2 separate regions of the Mus musculus genome follow, and region 1 is linked to region 2. A link is a loop called in an ENCODE intact Hi-C map of the cell type or tissue named here. Cell type or tissue: gastrocnemius. All regions are shown on one strand. Each heading gives the region's core, and the rest is flanking DNA. Links, peaks and the distances in the headings are about the cores only.

Region 1 (10,414 bases), core at 1,149-9,148, 150 kb before region 2:
CTGGGTGTGTTATCACCTGTACTTTGGGCTGGTGTGCACTCTCTATCTGAGGTGAGTCGACCTATATATATGTTGCTTCCACCCAGGGAAAGTCTTGTCACACAACAAGGGGAAACCTTCATGGCATTTCATAGAGGGATAAAAGTAAAGGCTAGAGAAATTAAGTGACATGCCCAAGGTGACCCAGCAATTTGTCAAATTTATGTAAAATTGAGACCAACTGTAGTTTCCCAGTCCTGTCTGGGATGGCTTGTCAGTACAGAGCCATGAAGTCTATGCATTGTGTATCATGATTCTTCGCCTGAGATCTTCGTGCAGGCCCTGGGTCCTCCCTGCAGGCTGACTACGTGACTCTTTCAGCTCTGAGTGACTATGACTTGTGGTAGAGGCTCCTCAGCTTCCCAGACACTGGTGCCCAAGTACCCAGAGTGCTTCAAACCTGCAGGATCCGCTCATGTCTGCGGATGGAGTGTCTGTTAATGAATGGCGACGTCGTCATCATAAATATTGATGGATTGAGACTCCAGCTCAGTCTGGACCTGAAGTCGGGACTTTGGCCAAGGAAGGCAAAGAAGAATAATTTGAACCCCTATGTAGACAAATCTGTGATTGACTCAGGGCATGGGGTACCTCTCTGTTGTCATGGTGACTCTTAGGGGGGCAGGGAGAAAAGGCGGTTCTTTAACAGCATCCCAGACATCAGGGCTCTGAAGTAACAGCCCTTTTAAAATTGAATCATATTAATAAGCTCTAGCCAAATGCACAAGCCTCTTTTTTTTTCTTTAGATGCATTATTAACTTGGCTAGAAATAAGTCCTCATAAGTGCAAATGTCCATCCAGAAAGAATACCACTTCCAGTGTGGGATAATAAAGATACATGCCACTCAGCAAACTGGCAGTCCTGGTGCATAAAGGGAAACCAAGGAAAGTAGATATGCATGAATCCTTTCCTCCTCCTCCTCCTCCTCCTCCTCCTCCTCCTCCTCCTCTTCCTCTTCCTATCCCTCCCCACCCTTTTATGGGCATCTTTTGAAGTTTTGGAGAGGTCTCACCTCTCCCTGAGATGTTGTGGGGTAATGCTCAATGAACACTGCTCAGACATGGGTTTAAGCCAATGGGAAGTCATCCCGTTGGGTAATCAGGATCCCAGCTTGGGCCCAGGACTTTCTCAGGGTGAGCTTTGAAGCACAAAGAACATGTTCTGGGTTAATGTACTTCAGTTAACAAGGACTGTGAGCCAGAAGTGGAACTACAGAAGCCAAAAAGCAAGGTTAGTACATTTTTAGACTTTCTCGGAACTACGGACTTTGATGGACTAGGCCTTTGTAGTTTTTGGCAGGTGGTTCTGTCTACGTGCTGAGACTTACAGCCTGAATGGTACTTCCATCATGGAGGCAGTTGTGCTAAGGTCTGGGTCCCTGTTACTGAGGGGCTATCAGCAGCTAATGGTCCCCTGAGGGAAGGGCCATCATTCTCTTTGGTAGTGTAGCCACTGATAAGAAGCTCGTGCCCCAGTCAGTAACTTCCCAGCTTGCTCATGCTAGCAGGCCTAACTAAACTCGCGCACACACACACACACACACACACACACACACACACAATGATGAAGGAATGGGAGAAGACTTGGGAAAAAGAGAAGTTTCATGAATAAAAGGAAGAGGGGATGAGAGGGATTTGACATGATGGGACTAAAATTCATCATATGTGTTTCAAATTATCACCAAACAAAACATCATTCAAAAGGAAATTTACCCCTTTCTCCCTCCATCTCCTCATTTACTCATTCAGATAGTTATTCATCAAACAATTTATGTTTACTGGCATCAAACATGGCCAAATACAGCCTCTGTTTTCATATAATCTAGCCTTTGTTCTTCACCCAAAGTTTGGTTCCTGTATTAGGCAGGGTTCTCTAGAGAAACAGAACTTATTGAATGAATATATATATACATATACACTTATAAAATATACATGTATACACATATACATATGTATATATGCATATATATGCACACACATATGTGTATATGTATGTGTGTGTGTGTGTGTGTTTTTTTTTTTTTAGAATGGCTTACAGGCTTTGGTCCTGCTCGTCCAACAAAGGCTGTCTACCAATGGAAGGTCCAAGAATCCAGTAGTTGTTCAGCCCACAAAGCTGATGTGTCAGCTGGTCTTTAGTATACATCACAATCCCAAAGAAGTAGGCTCTAAAGCCAGTGAAGGAATGGACTTGCCAGTGCGAGAGAGCAAGCAAAGAGCCAGCCTTCTTCCATGTCCTTTATAGGCTACCAGTAGAAGGTGTGGCCAAGATTAAAGATGGATCTTCTCACTTCAAAAGGTCCAGATTTAAAAGCTGGCCTTCCTACTTCAAATGATTTCATTAAGAAAAAAAAATCCTTCACAGGTGGACCCAGCTGCTTGGGTTTTAGTTAATTCCAGATGTGGTCAAGTTGACAACCAAGAACAACCATCATAGTCTCTGTTAAAAACACCATCTCCCTCACTTCTCATGAGCCTGGCTAAGGCACTCCACACACCCTACACATACAGGATGCTTGCTCTGTATTCTTAAGTAGAATCCCAAAGGCTTCCTCAAAGCTCAAAGCTCAAAGCTCCCCTCTTTTACGTGGCCGGCCTTTCCATCTCTGAGATGGACAGCAGATTGGAGCTGATTAGCTGAAATCTCCATATCTGATCTAAAGTCGCTCCACAGCTGATCAAAGTCTTTCTACCACATATACCACAGGAAACTCTTTGAGGTAAAGTGATCATAACCCAAAGGCTTCTGGTCAGATCTCAAATGTGTTGAATAATGACTACATGCAGGCAAGAGGGATTCATGAGTGTGTTATTTTCAGAACTGTGTGGCTGGGTCTGGGGAGATGGATCAGCTGGTAAAGTACTTAACATGAGGATCTGAGTTTGATCCCTAGAGCCCATGTGAAAAGGTGGGTATGACAGCATGTGCCTGAACTCGGAGTGCTGGGGAGGCAGAGGCAAGCAACCCCCCTGAACCCATCGGCCAGCTAATCTAACCTACTACTTGATGAGCTCCAGGGCAGTGAGAATCCATGGTTCAAAATTTAAAAAGAAAAAATATAGATGAAACCTGAGGACCAACACCCAAGATTGTCTGCTGGGCTCTATATGAACATTCACATACATGCACCTGCATGTTCATGCATGCACAATACATGCACATTCTTTCTATATCTTGTTCCTCTATTTCTGCCCCCCAAATTGTGATATTACCCACGGATGACTCTTGCCCCCAGAGTGCATCTATCCCGCCATCAAATTGGAATCCTGATCCAACTGGATCTCCTCGCTTCATCTTCGCCTTTGTTTTCCTGATGGACTTTAATGTTCCAAAGGGGGGTTGTGTGGACTGAACATCTGCACCCCCCCCCCAAACATATGTGGAAGCCTGTCCTTGAGAACTGACAGCCAATGAGGACAGAGCTTCCGTGAACGGATTACAGCCCTGACTGGAGCTAACGAGAACAAGCGAAGACACAAGAGAAGGTTGGACCAAGAAGCAGGCTTTCACCAGACATCAGATATACTGATGTGCCTTGATTCTGGACTTCCCAATTCCAGAGCTATGAGAAACAGACTTAGTCTTTGTTGTCTGTGAGCCAGAGAGTATACAGAAGTGTGTCCATAGCAGCTTTGGGGACTAAGATTATGAAAAGAAACTCAGTTTTATCTGAGGTCAAACTCTCATTTTGTGAAAGATTTATTTATTTGTTATATGTAAGTACACTGTAGCTGTCTTCAGAAAAGGGTGTCAGATCTCCTTATGGATGGTTGTGAGCCACCATGTGGTTGCTGGGATTTGAACTCAGGACCTTTGGAAGAGCAGTTGGTGGTGCTCTTAACCACTGAGCCATCTCACCAGCCCTGAGGTCAAACTCTTATGGCTACGGCAAGAGCAAGGTCCCCAGAACTCCATGTTCTGGTGGATAAGCCTCACAAAGGATGGCTCCTTAGTGACTGGAGCTATGCAAAGATGGTACAAATTCAGGGACATGAAGAACCCAGACCAAGAAACACACAGAAGAAGAAAAGTGGGCAGTGGAGAGCACTTGGACATCCAACAGAGGCTATAGTCCGAGGGAGAATGGTCCGAGTGGGGTCTTTCCAGTACAGAGGCGTTTCTGCTATGGCTGGGAAGTCACCTTAGGCCTCTCTGATTCTAGGCCAGGCTTCCTGAGAGGCTGAACGAACGACGAAGGCTTCACCTTGCTTGCGTATTGTCACTCTAATAGGGGCTATTTGAGAAGGCCAAGAAGGCTTTCTGTTGTGAGTTGGGACCCTATTGATATGAATGGATCTCCTGTGACTGGGGGGTAACATGAGCCAACTACTAAAAGCATCATTTTGAGGGAGCAGAGCTGCCTGACTTTGCTCAGACACTGGTGACTCTGAAAGGCATTGTCTGCTTAAAAAATGATGCACTTTTATTTATATGTATGTATGCCCGTATGAGCTTGTACCACATGAGTGCAGTTGCTTTAGAAGACCAGAAGAGGGAGCTGAATCCCCTGGAGTTATAGGTGGCTATAAAATCCCCAACATTGGTGCTGGGGACTGAACTCAGGTCCTCTGCAGGGGCAGCAAGAGCTCTTAACCCGCCAAGCCATCCCTCCAACCCCTGGGCACTGTCCATTTTAGGGAGCTTTCTTTAATCACATCCACTTGGTCTATATTAACGCTAAGTTGGACAAATCAGTTTCCCTCTGCAGTTTCTGGGTGTGAGTTCTGGCATTCCTTCACACATTCAGCAATACATGAAAGTTCACTTCTAAGAGATGTCACTCCTGTAGTGTAGCTAAGGTTCTTAGGTCATTAAGTATTATTTACAAATTGAGTATAATTTTTTTAAAATGGTGAGTACTTATGGAAGTCCAACTGTGTAATTTGGAGATTCCACTTCTAGGTATATAATCAAGAGAAACAAGTATAGACATCTGGTAAAAGACTGGTTTGTGATTTCATCAAAATCTTTTCCACTGTAGCCCCAAACTGACAGCAACCCAATGTCCAGCATGGACTGATCTTACAGATATATAATCAGCAAAAGAAGTTAGACCCAAGTGTGTTGTGTTTGTGTGTATGTGTGTGTGTAAACATGTGTGAGATGCTTATATGTGTATATATGACATATACATGTGATTTATATAATATGTGTACATATATGTAAACATAACACACACATATATATGAATCATCCCACCCGTATGAAGAACAGGCAAAAACAGCAGGGGCAAAGGCCAGAGTGCATGTGACTTGACAGTGAGTATGAACTAGGAAGGGACATTCAAGAACCATCCTGAGGCTGCAGACAGCCTGTGCCACAATTTGGGCAGCCAAGCATAAAGACGGTCATGTGACCGGTGCTTGTTTATCCCGTGCTGGGGACTGAATCCAGAGCCTTGTATATGGTGGAAAGCATCTATCTGTGAGCAGTAGCCTCTGTCCAAAGGTTCACATTTAACGTTAATGAACTTTTATTTGTTGTGAGTTACTTATTTACAAGTTATTTACTGCAAGTTACACCTTTGCGGCATTGAAAAAAAAATTAAATTAGGAAAGAATTTAGAAATGCATCTAACCCTGACCAGGAGATTACTCTAATTCAGGAGATCAAGCATATTTAATTTTTCATACAGTCTCACACAGATGGGCTGAATATGAAAGAGAACTCCCCAGTGGAGCCGGCTGAGAAGCACAGATGCCAGGAGATGTTCCGTTTGTGAGATGCTCCGTTTGTCTGCTCAGTACTGATTTCCCGGACCCCGGCCTGAACTCTGCATCTGACCAACCTGAGCTGGTTTCTGGCCCAACCTGAGCTGGTTTCTGGTATACAGAAGCCATTTTAGCTTCCGTGCACAGTGTTTTTCCACATCAGCCTCTGCTCAAGTGCTCCCATGGGCTCCTTCCCTTGTAGGCCAAGACCCTGACCCCATCTTTGGTCAAGTTCAGCAGTTTCCAACCCGTGCATTGTGACCCCCCCGGGGGGGATGTTGAACAGCCCTTTCATATAAAATGCATATAAGATGTCCTTCATATCAGTTAGTTACACCCTGATTCATAACAGGAGCAAAATTACAGTTATGAAGTAGCAAGAAGAACAATTTTATGGTTAAGGGCTCACTACAACATGAGGAGCCCTATTAAAGGGTCACAGCTTTAGGGAGGTTGAGAACCATGACTCCAGCTGGTCTTCAACAAAGTCCCTCTTCATCCTTCAGGTCCCAACCCACTTTAATTAATGCCTCTTCTACAGCATTCTGATTAGAACATCCAGCCCACAGTCCTTTCTGGTACTGCTAGAACATCTACCACTATCCATCTACCTGTCCACCCACCCACTCACCCACCTGCTCATCCATCTATCCAACCATCCACCTACTTACCTCTTGATTCACCAACCCACTCATTTACCCATCCATCTACCCAACCATTCAGTCACCTGTTCATTAGTCCACCTACCTACCCATTCACCTGCTCATTTAGCCCCTCACCCACCCACTAGGTCATCCGTCCACTCATCCACTCTACTGTTCATTCATACGTCCCCCGCCCCAGCAGTACACCCATCCTTTACCCACTCATTTCTCGGCATATCCATCTTCAGTCTGCTGAGTCCTAGCCACAGAAGCAGAGGTCACTCCTGAAGGTCAAGGTCAGTTGTGGAATGTTGTCTTAACTCTTCACTGCACCGGGAATAGTTTAACAATCCCGCCGACTATTCTTCATGCCCTGTGCCCTATTCTATTCTACCAAGACCTTTTATTTTCTCTGAAGCTTAGAAATCCAGTTTTGATAACTTTAATCGTGGTCTGTTTAATTTTTGTCCTGCGAGAAAGAGAGCATCTACCCTTTGAGGTGTTTTTAGCTCCGTTATCGTATCTATCATAAAACTTCTTTGAGATGGATAGCATTTGAAGAAGTAATATGCCCGCGGTCACGCAGCCAGTGAATGTTGAACTGAGGAGTGAGGTCCAGCCATGGCAGCTTCAATCATTTTCCCAAGCACGAACTCCCTTTTCTGCTCTGCAAAAATGCCAGCAGACGTCACTAGATGGCATCGTGAAGCAACCGTGAGCCTGGCTTCCTCGAAGGGATGCAGGTGGAATATCGAGGCTGCAATTTCCACATTCATCACCAGGGGGCAGGCGGGGAGAACGAATGGCTCAGTGCCATCAAAGACTGAGAAAGAGCCTCACACAGCTAGAGCGAAGGAAGAATGTAGACTGATTCTAAACACTACAGACTCCAGAACGGTTGCTGGGCTCGTCACTGCATATATTGAACCCCAACCGTAACTTTGGATCTTTCCTGTGACTTTAATGAAAAATACCAGTATGGTTGGTAGAAAACACAGAATTCAGTTTCTGCAACTTCCTAGCTTGGGCCACAAAGAGCACCGTTATCAGTCACTTCCCATTGGCCGGGTGTTTTAGGCGTTGTCTGATTTCACCTTTAGGTTCTTGAGAGACTCAGATAGTGTGTAGTAACTCATGCACATTTATGGGCAGAGCTAGGCATTTGGCCCAATCTGCCTGACTTCAAACTTACTTAGACTCTCTGCTCCTCAATAGCCTCTATTGTCAGATGGGCTTAGTCGAGGCAAATGGTCCCGGGTTGGATCATGTACAAGGCTTAGAGAGTGGAGTGCTCACGGTGGAGGAAGGGATGCTAGCTCCCAGAGGTCCGTTACAGTGAAATGTGATGCGGATCCCCAAGCAGTGTCCTTTCTGCAGCACCGACGGCATCCTCAGTTCTGATGGCGTGGGTTTTCAGGTCTATTTCCCACAGGGAAACATTAAGATCCGCAAAGGGAGAAAGGATTGTGATGTGCTCGAAAATCTGTGACCGTGGATCAGTCCTGTGCTAGGCACTACCTTTAGGTGTGTGCCAACTAGGCAAAGGCTGGTGCCTTCACTTAACAGTGCCATCCCACCCACTCATTAACTCACCCATGAATCTATCTGTCCATCCATCTATCTGTGCATCTATCCACCCACTCATTAACTCACCCATGAATCCATCTATCCATCCACCCACCCACCCATATCTGTCTGTCTATCATCTATCTATCTATCTATCTATCTATCTATCTATCTATCTATCTATCTATCCATTCTTCTACCCACCCACCTTCCTATCTATCATGAGTTGTCCAGGCTTTTCTTCCTGCAGGGAGGTCCTTTCTTAGGCTCTCCTTTCTGTAGGAGGGCCTTTCTTAGGGCTTCCCTTGTCACTGCCATTGTACATTGCTATGTCACATTGCTCATCACTTTTGCCATAGTGGTCGGTCCTGTTTTCTATATCCCTCCCTCAACAGAGAGCTCCTGTCATGTGATAGACTTTTCCTGGGGAGATGCAACATACATGAATACTCACCCCAGATGGGGAATCCATGATAGATCAAAGTATGGATACCATCAAAGTTAAACTTGATGAACCAAGTAGTTTTATTGGGGTTTCTTATAGGAATATGGGTGAAGGGTTGCTTACAGGAGCAGAAATGATTCAAAGACAGCTTTATCATCAAGGCCCACCCCAGCATGGGTGACAACTCACAAAACCTGAAAACTTGAGAGTTCACTACCCAGCCTGCAGGCAGCCTAACAGGTTGGGGAGAGTATCGTTTCCAAGTGACCCAGTTGGTCTAAACCTCTTCCAGGAAGCTGCACTGGTTTCTGGTTCCAGGTTCCTCAAGGCAGGTGGTCTGATCTGAGTCTTCTCTGTAGCTTTTCTCCTGTGAGTCTTCTTTGCAGCTTAGCTTCCTTCAGTCTGAGGGATACTGTCAGATTTTATTCCTTTCTCTGGCAGGGTAGGACCTAGTGAATCTGGTCAGTTTCAGGAACTTCCTGAAGCTATTTTAAGTTACCTTCTTGCTTTAAGGCGCTTCCCTGCAGGTCGGTGTGTTTAGTTCTCTAAGGAAACTGTTACAACTGGTCCCTGAGAAGGAGACTGGTGCATGGGGCACACTTAGTAAGTGCTTGCTAGATGAAGCATCAGTACTTACAGTGGATGCTGGGTGCTTCAGTATTCTCTAAAACAAGTCACCAGGATGCTGGAGAACAATTTTTTAATTGCACTTAATTTTTAATTACATAACAAGAACATAATTATCCTTTCCTACTATTTAATATCCAGAATGATAATGATAGCTTATTGTAAATCCTGCATTAGCCTGGCCCCCAAGGGATCTTGAGTAAAGGGTGGAACTCTAGGCTTCGGATGGACTAATTTGGCCCCTGTTCTTGTCTGTTGCCTTCCAACTTCAACTTCAGAATGTCACTGATGTTAATTTTACAAAAATAAGATTTTCAAATATCAGGGTCTTTGTGTAACTTTGTTATCAGATACCCAGTGATAAAAGTTGTCACTCGATGGTGACATATGTTTCATCCTCTGAAATGAATATCACATGGCACAAGTGAGTGTGCTATTTAGAAAAACAAGAGGAGCAAAACACCGAGGAAGGCAGGGAACTTCAGATATGGAGTACCTGGCTGTCTTGCAGGCCAGGAGGCTGCTGGGCATCAGGTCCAGAGGCAGCAACATCAGAATGGCTGATGAGAGAGGGCTGGGGAGGGGTGAGGAATGACTTGTCAGCAGGCCTGACATTAGTCAGAATGCATTAGTTAAAGTACCTCAGGATTGGTTGGTATGGTGATCTGAATGAGAATGACCCAAAAGGTTCTGCTATTTAATCCTTGGTATTAACACTTGGGGAGAGTATCCTTTCCAAGAGACTCGTTGGTCTAAACCTCTTCCAGGCAACTGTGCAACATTTCTGCTACCTCAAGGCAGCTGGTCTGGCCTGAGTCTTCTCTGTAGCTTTTCTCCTCTGTGAGTCTTCTTTTAGCTCAGCTTCCTTCAGTCTGAAGGGGACTCTCAGCTTTTATTCCTTACTCTGGCATGGAGGAGCCTAGTGAATTTGGCCAGTTTCAGAGAGTTCCCTGAAACTGCTTGAATAGCTGGATTCAATAGCTTGAATACTTGTTTCCCCAGTTGGTGGAACTGTTTGGGAAGGATTTGGAGGTGTGGCCTCATGGAGGAAGTGTGTTACTGTCCCGGGGAGGGCTTTGAGGTTCCAAAAGCCTATGCCATCCCCAGTTAGCTCTCTTTCTCTGCCTTTTACGTCTGAACTCTGAAATGGTAAGCCCCCAGTAACTCTTTCTTCTATAACTTGCCTTGGTCATGGTGTCTTGGGCACAGCTATAGAAAAGTAATCGAGACAGCTGTTAAATAGCAGCAAATATGGGTCACCCTTTTCTTGGACCTTGCTCTGACCCAGATTTTGACAAGTCAATGACTGGTGCAATAGGAGACTTTGAGCATGACAGTGCTTAGCTGAAGCTAGATGTCATCTACTACTGTAAATCAGTT
Region 2 (10,414 bases), core at 1,357-9,356:
CACTTACCCCCCACTTGCTGCTTACTATAACGCCTTGCCCTGATAGATATTCAGGGATCCCTACCACCAAAACCATCCTTCGTGACAGCGGTGCATTAGAGGGGCCCCGAGCTAGCTTGAATAAAGACCCTGCTGTGGGCTGCATTAGATCTGTGTTTTTGAGGATCACTACTCTTCCCTGGCACTACAGGATTTTCTTTATTTTAAAATAGGAAAGTAATTATTTTTTTAAAGATATAGAGCTATTCCAGTTATCCATATGTTTTGGGATAAACTGTGGTCGTTTATACTTTTCAAAAAATTGTCCCATTTCATATAATTGTAAAAAAAAAAAAAAAAGTACCATCGATCCAGGCTTAGGATTCCCTTATTATCTTTTTGAGTCAATGCAGAATCAATCAGTAGCAATGCCATTCCTCTCATTTCTGGTAATTTAGCCTCCTCAAGATTGCTGTTGCTTTCTTCTCTTCTTTCTCCTCCTCTTTCCCCACTCTGCCACCGCTTGCTGCTTACTATAAAGTTTTGACCCAATAGACATTCGGGGCTCATCACCAAAACTGTGTGACAGGTGTGCTGAAGGGCCCATGCAAGCTTGAATTAAAAGGCCCTACTGTGATTGCATCAGATGAGGCCTCTGGGGAGTAAGGTCACTGGATATGTCCTTTTTTTTTTTTTCTGTTGCTGGAATAAATCACTCTGACCTGGGGCAACTTGAAGGCAGAAAGGGCTTACTTAGCCTACAGCATATGGCCCACCGTGGAGGGAAGTCAGAGCAGGCCCTGAAGCAGAGAGCACAGAGGACCAGTTTACTGGCTCATGTTCCCTGGCTTGCTCATCTAGCTTGCTTACGTAATTCAGGACTACCTGCTCAGGGGTGAATCTGCCCACAGAGGCCTGAGACTCCTCTCCATCCATCAGCAATCAAGAAAATGCCTCACAGACATGCCCACAGGTTAATCTAATGGAAACAGTTTCTCAACAGAGATTAGCTTTTCCCAGGTATGTCAAGTTGACAACCAAGATTAGCTATCACAGGGTGTGTTTTTGTAGGGGGATGCTGGGATCCTGATTCCAGATGCTATGAAGGGAGTGGCTTGCTTTCTTACCCATGTACACTTGCCCAGATATTCTGTCTTGCCATGGAACCAAGTGACGGCTCTCTGAAGCCTCTAAAACCATGAGCCAAAAACACACCTTGCTTGATACAAAGTGATTTTTCTCAGGTCACTGCAATACAGGGCTGTATAATACAACAAACTACCACCAACCTAGTGGCTTTAAGGAACCCAGACTTACTGTTTTGTCGTCATGAAAGCCAGGGGTCTGAGATGGGCCCCACTAGGCTGCATTCTTTTCTGGAAACTCCAGCCTTCTTTTTTTCTTGGCCTTTTTCAGCTCCCAGAATTTGCCTGAATTCTTTGGCTCACGGCCTCCTTCATCTAAAAACACCGGTAAGAGCTGACTGAATCTTTCTCACAATCTCTCTCTGGTCCTGATTCTTCTCTCTCTTTCTTCCCAATTACAAAGACACTCGTGATTGAACTGGACTTGCCTTAGTAGCCCCGGATAGTATCTTAGCTTAAGGTCTGCGGACTAGGAGCCTGAATCACTCCTTGCCATATACACATGTCCTGACATTAGGATGTGGACATCCTCAAAGACTCTCACTTAAGACACAAGTGTGTGCTGTGTGCATGCACACACACAGAGTAAATGTACCAAGATGTTAACAAATGAGTTTATAAATGAAGGGCATAGATTAAAAACTTCTGTAGGTTTGATTTTTTTCAAGATGCGAAGTCTCATTTGGAAAAAGGAAACTTCTCTCAATGATGGATATTTCAAGCAAGCACAAATATACAATCTATTGTCTGAAATTCCAAAGTTCTTAAATGTGACCATTCCTCCTCCTCCTATTCTTTATAACCCCACACTACTGGGAACTTTACAGCCCTTTACTCTTTTGTCATGGCAACACATTTCACCGCAGAATGGCCCCAGCTTTTCTCTTAGTCCACACTGCTTCCCCTGCTCATGTGCTGGGTGGGTCCTGGGTCAGGCACCCAGATGTAAACGGGGAGAGATTGGTTAGTCAACCTGCCTAAGAGACAGATAGGGTGCAGTCAGAGGATGGGGAAAGATGAGGAGCTAGAGAGAACGGGTCCCCAAAAGTGCTACACACCAGGCTGTTTCAATGGGCAGCGTGGTAAAGCATTTAGGGGTTTAGAGCTTCCCTGAGGGGGGAGGGGGAATCAAGGACAAACTACTGGGGGATCCAGAACCCTCAGCCCAGTAATAACGGGAAAGTGTGGAAGCTGATCCTTCCTCAATTGCCTCTCTCCCCTCCTGGCAGATCCAATGCCACTTCGGAGAGTCCTGGAGGACCCAGGGTTCTAGTCCCTGGAAACTAAGTGGTGAGTGACTATCCTATTATTTAATATCTGAGTGAAGTCTGGGAGTAATTTGTTATACAGTGACAGAATAGAAAAATATTTTCTCCTGCCCCAGATGACTATCATCAGGACTTGTTTACCGTTCTCTTGGCTTTCATTTATCATATTGACGGGCACCTGCTTGCCTAGATACATGGTTGTGTTCCTCAGGTTTTGATCTTTCAGCCTTGGCTTACTTTCTGTTTACCGTTATGATCTACTTTTCTTATTCAAAACCAGGCTCCTGGACCAAGTCAGGCTGCTCTTGGAGTTCATTCATTTTCCCTCATGTGAATTTCTGCATTCTCCTGTTCTTGGACAGAGAGAGTGTTTTCAGTGTTTTGCTATGGCAACCAGGCTGCTATGAACATTCTTGTGTGACTCCTGGAACATCTGAGCTATGTTTTCTCTAGGGTCTGTGTCTAGGAGCGAACCGGCCAGCTTATATGCTATTAGCATCAACTGTAGAATGCATATTTTTCCCTGTGTTGATAGTCTCATTTTAGGCAACTGCAGCACCTAAGAATTTCTTTGTCCCTCATCCATTTGATATCGTCCTATTAGATTCTGCATTTTTGAAAGATTTAAAATCACATTTCATTGCAATTTAACTTGTTGTTTCCTAATTGCTAAGATGACCCCCCCAACACACATTTATTATGGTATATTAGGTTTTATTCTCCTGTAAAATGCCCACTTTTGACCTTTGTCCAGATTTTTTTATTGGGTTGCCTTTAATGGACTGATTCATAGAAGTTTTTATGTATTCCGATTCTATCCCTTGACAGTTGTATACATTGCAAATATTTCCAGGCTTTGGATTAGATTTTCCTTTTGGGGAAGTATTTTGAGGAAAAGACATTCTAAAATTTAATGTAGACTAATCTACCAGTCATTTCCTGTCTGGCGTGCACTTTAATATTGAGCACAGAAAAGCCTTTTCCTCCACCAGTTTACAGGGACATTTCTCCTATGATTTCTTACAGTTGTAAAAGGTTAGCCTGTCACATTTAAGTCTAACCCACCTACAGGGATAGTCTAGGACATGAGGTGTGTATCAATTGGCGACGACTATCCAGATTGCTAGCTTTTCATGTGGATAACCACAGAGCCAGTACCATTTTGTTGGATGGTCCAGCCAGTTTTATGCTATTTCTGACCCAATGAAGTTTCTTTTGTTTTCTTCTCCTTTTCTTTGTCAAGTGTTTTGTTATGTAGTCCAGGCTGGCTTCAATCTCTGAATCTCCTGCCCAGGCCTTCCAAGCGCTGGGACTGCAGGCATTCACCACCACACCCATCTTCCAGTCAAGATTCTGCTTTAAGCATGTGAGTCTGTTCTTGGCTCTGCCTTAATCTCCATTGTTTTTTCTATATCCCCATACTCAAGCCCTATGGTCTTAAATTATCCCAAACTTTGTAACTACAATGTGACCCTCTCCTCACCTCTGGACAAGCATCAAGGCTGTTTAGGCCTTTTGTTCTACCGTGTATTTTGGACTTTTATGTGTGTGTGAGTGTATGTACACTCATAACGCCTGAGTGCATGTGGAGGTCAGAGGTCAACCTCAGGAGTTACTCAAGAGACTTCCACCCTTTTGAGGCAGGGTCTCATGATGGAGACCTAAGACTTAGTGATTAGGCTAGGCTGGCTAGCCAGTGAAGCCATCTCCCTAGTGCTGGGGTACTATTTTAAAACCAAGGAAAATTTCCCCTTCTCTAATTTGCAAAGTTTTGCTGAATGCTTTTCCATGAGGATCATGTTTTTTCTTCATTAAACCTCTGGTATAGTAAATTTACACTAATAACTTATTTAACAGTGATCCTGGAATTCTTGGGATTAACCCAATTTTGTTATGACTTACTATCTTTTTTCTTTTTCTTTTCTACAAAATACCATGAATAAAGCTGGTGAGATGGCTTAGTGCTTAAAGTGTGCTGCGGCTCTTGCTGAGGTCCAAATTTTGGTTCCCAGCACCCATGTCAAACAGTACACAACTTCCTCTAACTCCAGGTCCAGGGGATCGGACTCTCTCCTCTGACTTCTGCAAGTAGCTGGATACATGGGCACACGTGTATAACAGATACTTTTTTGAATGTCATGAGTTTGAGGCATGGTAGATCAGATTTGTAATCCTAGCATTCAGGAGACAGAAGCAGATGGCTTTGAGTCTGAGTCCAGCCTGGTCTACATAAATAGTTCCTGGCCAGACTGAGTTAGAGATCCTGTCTCAAAAGAAACCCGAAGACCTTTAAAACGCCAGGAGTAGCCTGTTTGCTACGAGTCCATGAATGCAATCGACCTGCAGCTTTTCTCACTTTCATATCAAGTGAAACTAACCAGAAAGAAGAGTGTGCAGAGGACGGCCTGTTTGCTACCCTCTGGGAAAATGTGTAAATCTGGAGAACAGATGGCTAAAACCTCCAGGGATACTTGTATGTGCAGACAGGTATTGAGAGTTTTGGTGATCCTTGTAATTTACAATTTTATTAACATTTCCACGATTATATAATTAAGATGAACTGCATCTTGCTCATTTTTTTCCTTTGTAACAGGAATCCAAAATCTAGTGATTGAAGCAGGTTTTACTTTTCTTGTGCATGAGCGGTGGGTTGTCCAGAGGGTTGTGGTAGCTCCCCTATGCTCCTGGCATCCACATTCCTTTCTTTCCATTCAGTCCCATAGCATGTGCTTCTGACTGCCTTGTCACTACTGGCTGGGTAGCTTCAAGCATGATGGTCTCATTCCAGACAAGATGAAGTAGAGAGAACAAGACGTGGGCAGAGTGGAGAGAGGCACACTGGTCTTTATCCATTGTCAAAACCAAGGAGACAAACACACTGAGTATGCATCATGCGTTTGAAAAGCGCATATGCATGGACTTGGACAGCTACTACCAAGCTCTCCAACTGCTCTAGCCAAGGCTCAGTGATTAGCAGCTGAAAAGCAAGAATGAAATCCAGTGAGTAGCAGCATACAAAGAATCAGCTTCAAAGACTAAACACCTAACCAAGATATGTCTGGTATGTCCAGGCCAGAGCTGTTGGGAAGGTACAGGACCTAGATAGGCTCATCTACATGTGATGCCTCTGGAAAACTTCAATTCCTACCCTAGTGCTCAAAATAGGTACCAGACCAAAGAAATCTACTTCACAGAGATGGAGACATCCCTGGGTCCATCAGCATGATCGGACAGGTCTTATCTAGCTATTGCTGCCACCTAGTGGCCGTCTTCCTTTAATGGAGGCCGAAATCTAAATGCTAAGCATGGTAGGTTCCTTGAGGCCAGGAAACCACAGAGAAGCTGGCGATCAACTTACATTTGAGAAGGTTCAGGAATGTGTTCTAAAGGAACTTGACTTGAATTTCATGTGTGTTTGATTCTTCCTGCCTGCCTCACGAGGACCACCATTTGTGAACTAGGAATGTGGTCTGCTTGTCAAATGGGCCACTTCAAAGGGAAGAGTGTGGGAAATTGGAACTATGACCACAGGCCTCTTGTATCATGTACCACACCTAAGCTTCTGGCATTAAAGGTCTTTGCAATGGTTTAACGAAGGTACATGTGAAGACTTAGCACACAAGTAACACTCAAAAGTAGCATATACACACTGAAGATGAAAGATTATGTGGTTCTTCTGCAAGGGGCAGAGTCACTCAGGGTCCTTTTGGGCCCTGCAAAATTAGAGGCCCAGATTTCCAAAGACCGAAGTATTTCTGCAAAGGTAAGTGTCTATTTGAATTATAAGATTTGCCACAATGGCTCTGTATATCTAGAAGCAGGAAGAGCCATCGGTTTAGTCAATGGAACTGACTGTCATAATTCAGTGAAAGATTGGAACTTGGTTCTTAAAATAACAGGTTGGAATATGATGGTATGTCAAAGATCCACTTGTGGTTCTGGCCCACTTTCTATGGCAACTAGACAGCAGACTCGTTTTCTAAAAGGGGTACAGTAACCAGATACCAGTCCTTTCAGATTTTTTTGGTTTTTTGGGAGGTTTGGGTTTCACTCAGTGCAGTGTCACTGAAACTCACATTAAGAGCTAAGGGGAGGGCTGGTGAGATGGCTCAGTGGGTAAGAGCACCCGACTGCTCTTCCGAAGGTCCGGAGTTCAAATCCCAGCAACCACATGGTGGCTCACAACCACCTGTAACAAGATCTGACTCCACTCTTCTGGAGTGTCTGAAGACAGCTACAGTGTACTTACATATAATAAATAAATAAATCTTAAAAAAAAAAAAGAAGATGCGCACACACGTGTCTGCTCCATCATTTCCTCCTTAAAAAAAAAAAAAAAAAAAAAGAGCTAAGGGGAATCTAGAATGTGGCTCTGAGACCTGGGGTTGGGACTCATCCCAGCAGCTGTCCTCCTAATTCCTTCACAGGAAGTGCCACACACACTGGAGTCTGGAGCTGCCTCTGAAACACAAAGGAAGGAGCAGCTGTTGAGTAGTCTGTGATGATCGGAGATGCACTGTGCCGACTCATTTCAGAGACTTTTGAATTTCCTCTGAGCAGCTACAGCTCTTGCTCTCGGCCCTTCAGGCATCTGCACTTCTTTTTTTTTTTTTTTTTAAAGATTTATTTATTTATTATATGTAAGTACACTGTAGCTGTCTTTAGATACTCCAGAAGAGGGCGTCAGATCTTGTTACAGATGGTTGTGAGCCACCATGTGGTTGCTGGGATTTGAACTCCGGACCTTTGGAAGAGCAGTCTGGTGCTCTTACCCACTGAGCCATCTCACCAGCCCGCATCTGCACTTCTTATTGGATGCTTCGATGCTTCTGGTCACACTAACTGGAGTCTTTCTTACTCTTGTTGATTTTACAGATGTTTCTCATTTTCTTAGTGGACAGCTTTATCACTTTTCTTTTTTCTATTTAGGGATTAATTTGATCATTTCCTAGTTTCAAGTAGCATTGATTACATGTTCTCCTCCTTAGTGTAAAAGTTGTTCTCTATCCTTTGGGGCACATTCTTTTCTGGAAGCTTTGAAACTTTTTACATTGTTTTACTTCAAAATTGTTTTCTGGACAAATCTCATTTCTTCTTTGATTCATGTGTTACTTAGAAGTATGCTGTTTAACTTCAGCATATTGGTGAGGCTATTCCAGGTATCTTTCTACATTCCTCTCTAAGGTTTCTTACAAATTTATTCTCACTTCCTGTCATCCAACATATGGTCTACCTTGAATACGCCATATTCATTGTCTAGAGTGATCTAGAAATGCCAACTACATCAAGTTGGTTGAATGTTGCTTATAATAAGTATGTATTTAGTGATGAGTGTGTGTGTGTGTGTGTGTGTGTGTGTGAGGATGGTGTTGACACATTCAACCTTTTAGATTTCTGGAAGATGTTTTTATTCTTTTTAAATAAGTTCTGATGTGTATGCATGTTTGCTCACATGTATACTACATACATGTACACTACATGTATGTCTGTTGCCATGAAGGCCAAAACAGGGTGTTGGAATCCCTGCAATTGAGTCACAGACTAGTCTTTCGTTGTTGTTTTGTTTTTTGAGACAAGGTATCACTGTATAGTCCTGGCCTCCAATTCACAGAGATCCTCTGCCTCCCAGTGCACCGCCATGGCCCTTTATAAGAGCAGTCAGGAGCTCCTAACTGCTGAGCCATCTCTCCAGGCTGACATTACTTCTACTAAGAGTTTATCTATAGAGATAACTTGACATCTACATGATAAGGTCCCACATCAATCTACATGACCTATACTGTGTTTTATGCTCCCACAGGACAACACACACCTGGTCACAAGGGGAGTTTGGGACAAAGCTCTACAAGCCTGCAAATCAGCATTAACCACCTGTACTGCAGAAGTTTACATGGGTGCCATTCTGGAAAACTCACATTAACTCACAAAAGCAAACAAGTGAGTGCAGACAGGAATGGGACTATCGTCCCACTACTGTTATTTATTCTCTCCTCTTCTCCTTGGTTGCTGTGCATGCCCAAATAATGTAATCATTTTTTAAAGAGAGAGAAACTATAGGGCATGTACAAACTCATGGCTACTGCACCCACCATGCTGGACGATGAACGAATAACTGAGACCAGGAAGGAATTTTTTTTAAAAAGTCCTAGAGAAAAATGAAAATACAACATTCCAAAATCCATGGAAAAATTATGAAGGTGGTCTTAAGTGGGCAGTTTACAGCTATTGGTGCCTCCAGTAAGAAGTTAAAGACAGCAAATGAATTTACTTAATGATACAACTTAGGGCCTTGGAAAAACAAAAACAAATCAAATCCCAATCCCTCCATGGGAAAAAAATAGTGCCATCAGGGAAGAAATCAATGAAATAGAAACAATAACAAAATACTAGGAGTCAATGAAACAAAAATTTGGTTAAACAGCTAGATGTAGTTGTTAAACCCTCAGCTAGACTAAAAGAAGAAATAGGAATTAATTATTAAGAAAGAAAGAAAGAAAGAAAGAAAGAAAGAAAGAAAGAAAGAAAGAAAGGAAGGAAGGAAGGAAGGAAGGAAGGAAGGAAGGAAGGAAGGAAGGAAGGAAGGAAGGAAGAAGACCGTTGGTAGTGGCCCACTCTGGAAGCAGAGGTAGGTAGGTGATCCTCTGTGAGTTTAAGGCCAGCCTAATCTACAAAGTGAGTTCCAGGACAGGTACGGTACACACAGAGAAATTCTGTCTCAACAAAGCAAAATAAATTAGAAGAAAGGGGGGCCATCACAACAGACACTGATGAAGTGTATAACATCATTAGGTCTTACCTTAAAAAGTAACACCCCACTAAGTTGGAAAAGCTGAAAGAAATGGGTGAATTTATAGATGCATATGGCCTACAAAAATAACATGAAGATGAGCAATTATGATTACATTAGTAATTCAAAATCTAAAAACAAAAAAGCCCAGGTTATCAGACTTTCCAGTGTTCCTCCAGTGTTCCTAGGCTAGAAAAGGAAGAGACATTACCAAACTCCCTTACGATGCTCCTATTCGCCTGATACCGAACCAAGATGAAACAAAACTCTACATCAATTTCCCTGATGAACATAGACACAAATATTATCAACAAGCTACTTGCAAACAGAATTCAAAAATACATTTAAAAAGATCATTCACAACCATGAAGCTAGTTTTAGTCCAGAGATAGAGACTGTTTAATATACATATCAATAAATGTTATTTATGCCTTTCACGTTAAAGTCTCAAGTGCACTCAGAATAAAAGGAACCTCAGTATCGAAAAAGTTACACGACAAACCTGTATTTTGTTAATATAATCCAAAGGTGTCCATTTTCTATACTCTTATTCAATCATACTAGAAGTCTTAAACTAAAGCCACAACCTAAGCAGACAAATAAAAGAAAACCAGGAAAGAAGTCCAAACACCTCTATTTGTAGATGGTATGATTCTATACACAAAAGAATATAAAGAAACTACCAAAAAAACTCTTAAAACTGTTGAACACAGGGCTGGAGAGATGGCTCAGGGGTTAAGAGCACTGACTGCTCTTCCAGAGGTCCTGAGTTCAATTCCCAGCAACCACATGGCGGCTCACAACCATCTGTAAATGGAACCAGATGCCCTCTTCTGCTGTGTCTGAAGACAGCTACAGTGGACTCATAAATAAAATAAATTCTCAAATATAAAAATTGTTAAAAATACATTAAGATGTGACTGACACAAAATATTCTTTTAAGCCGGTGGTGGTGGCACACGCTTTAAAAACAAACAAACAGGGCTGGTGAGATGGCTCAGTGGGTAAGAGCACCCGACTGCTCTTCCAAAGGTCAGGAGTTCAAATCCCAGCAACCACATGGTGGCTCACAACCATCCGATCACGAGATCTGACTCCCTCTTCTGGAGTGTCTGAAGACAGCTACAGTGTACTTAAAAAATAAAAAAAAATAAAAAAATAAAACAAACAAACAAACAAACAACAACAACAAAACCTGTTGAACACAGCAAAATGGTTGGATACAAAATTAACAT

Evidence for each region. A loop is a pair of places that touch in the nucleus more often than their neighbours do. Peaks named below come from ENCODE experiments on the same cell type or tissue, not always from the same donor. Only the 100,000 strongest peaks of a DNase experiment are listed, where the experiment ranks them.
Region 1: a loop joins it to region 2, with 15 times the contacts of the local background. A loop is called at or near these places in 37 of 42 quality-filtered maps.

Annotation. Positions count from the first base shown.
Region 1 is chr9:96,909,676-96,920,089 of GRCm38, forward strand. No RefSeq gene overlaps it. Among named protein-coding and RNA genes, the nearest start is that of Gm51657, 18 kb to the left of the region's middle. In gastrocnemius, for the core only: no CTCF peak of the experiment used is centred there; DNase peaks (open chromatin) are centred at 5,375, 7,149 and 7,494.
Region 2 is chr9:97,063,287-97,073,700 of GRCm38, forward strand. No RefSeq gene overlaps it. Among named protein-coding and RNA genes, the nearest start is that of Gm19325, 13 kb to the left of the region's middle. In gastrocnemius, for the core only: a CTCF peak has its summit at 5,643 (motif pointing left); a DNase peak (open chromatin) is centred at 5,652.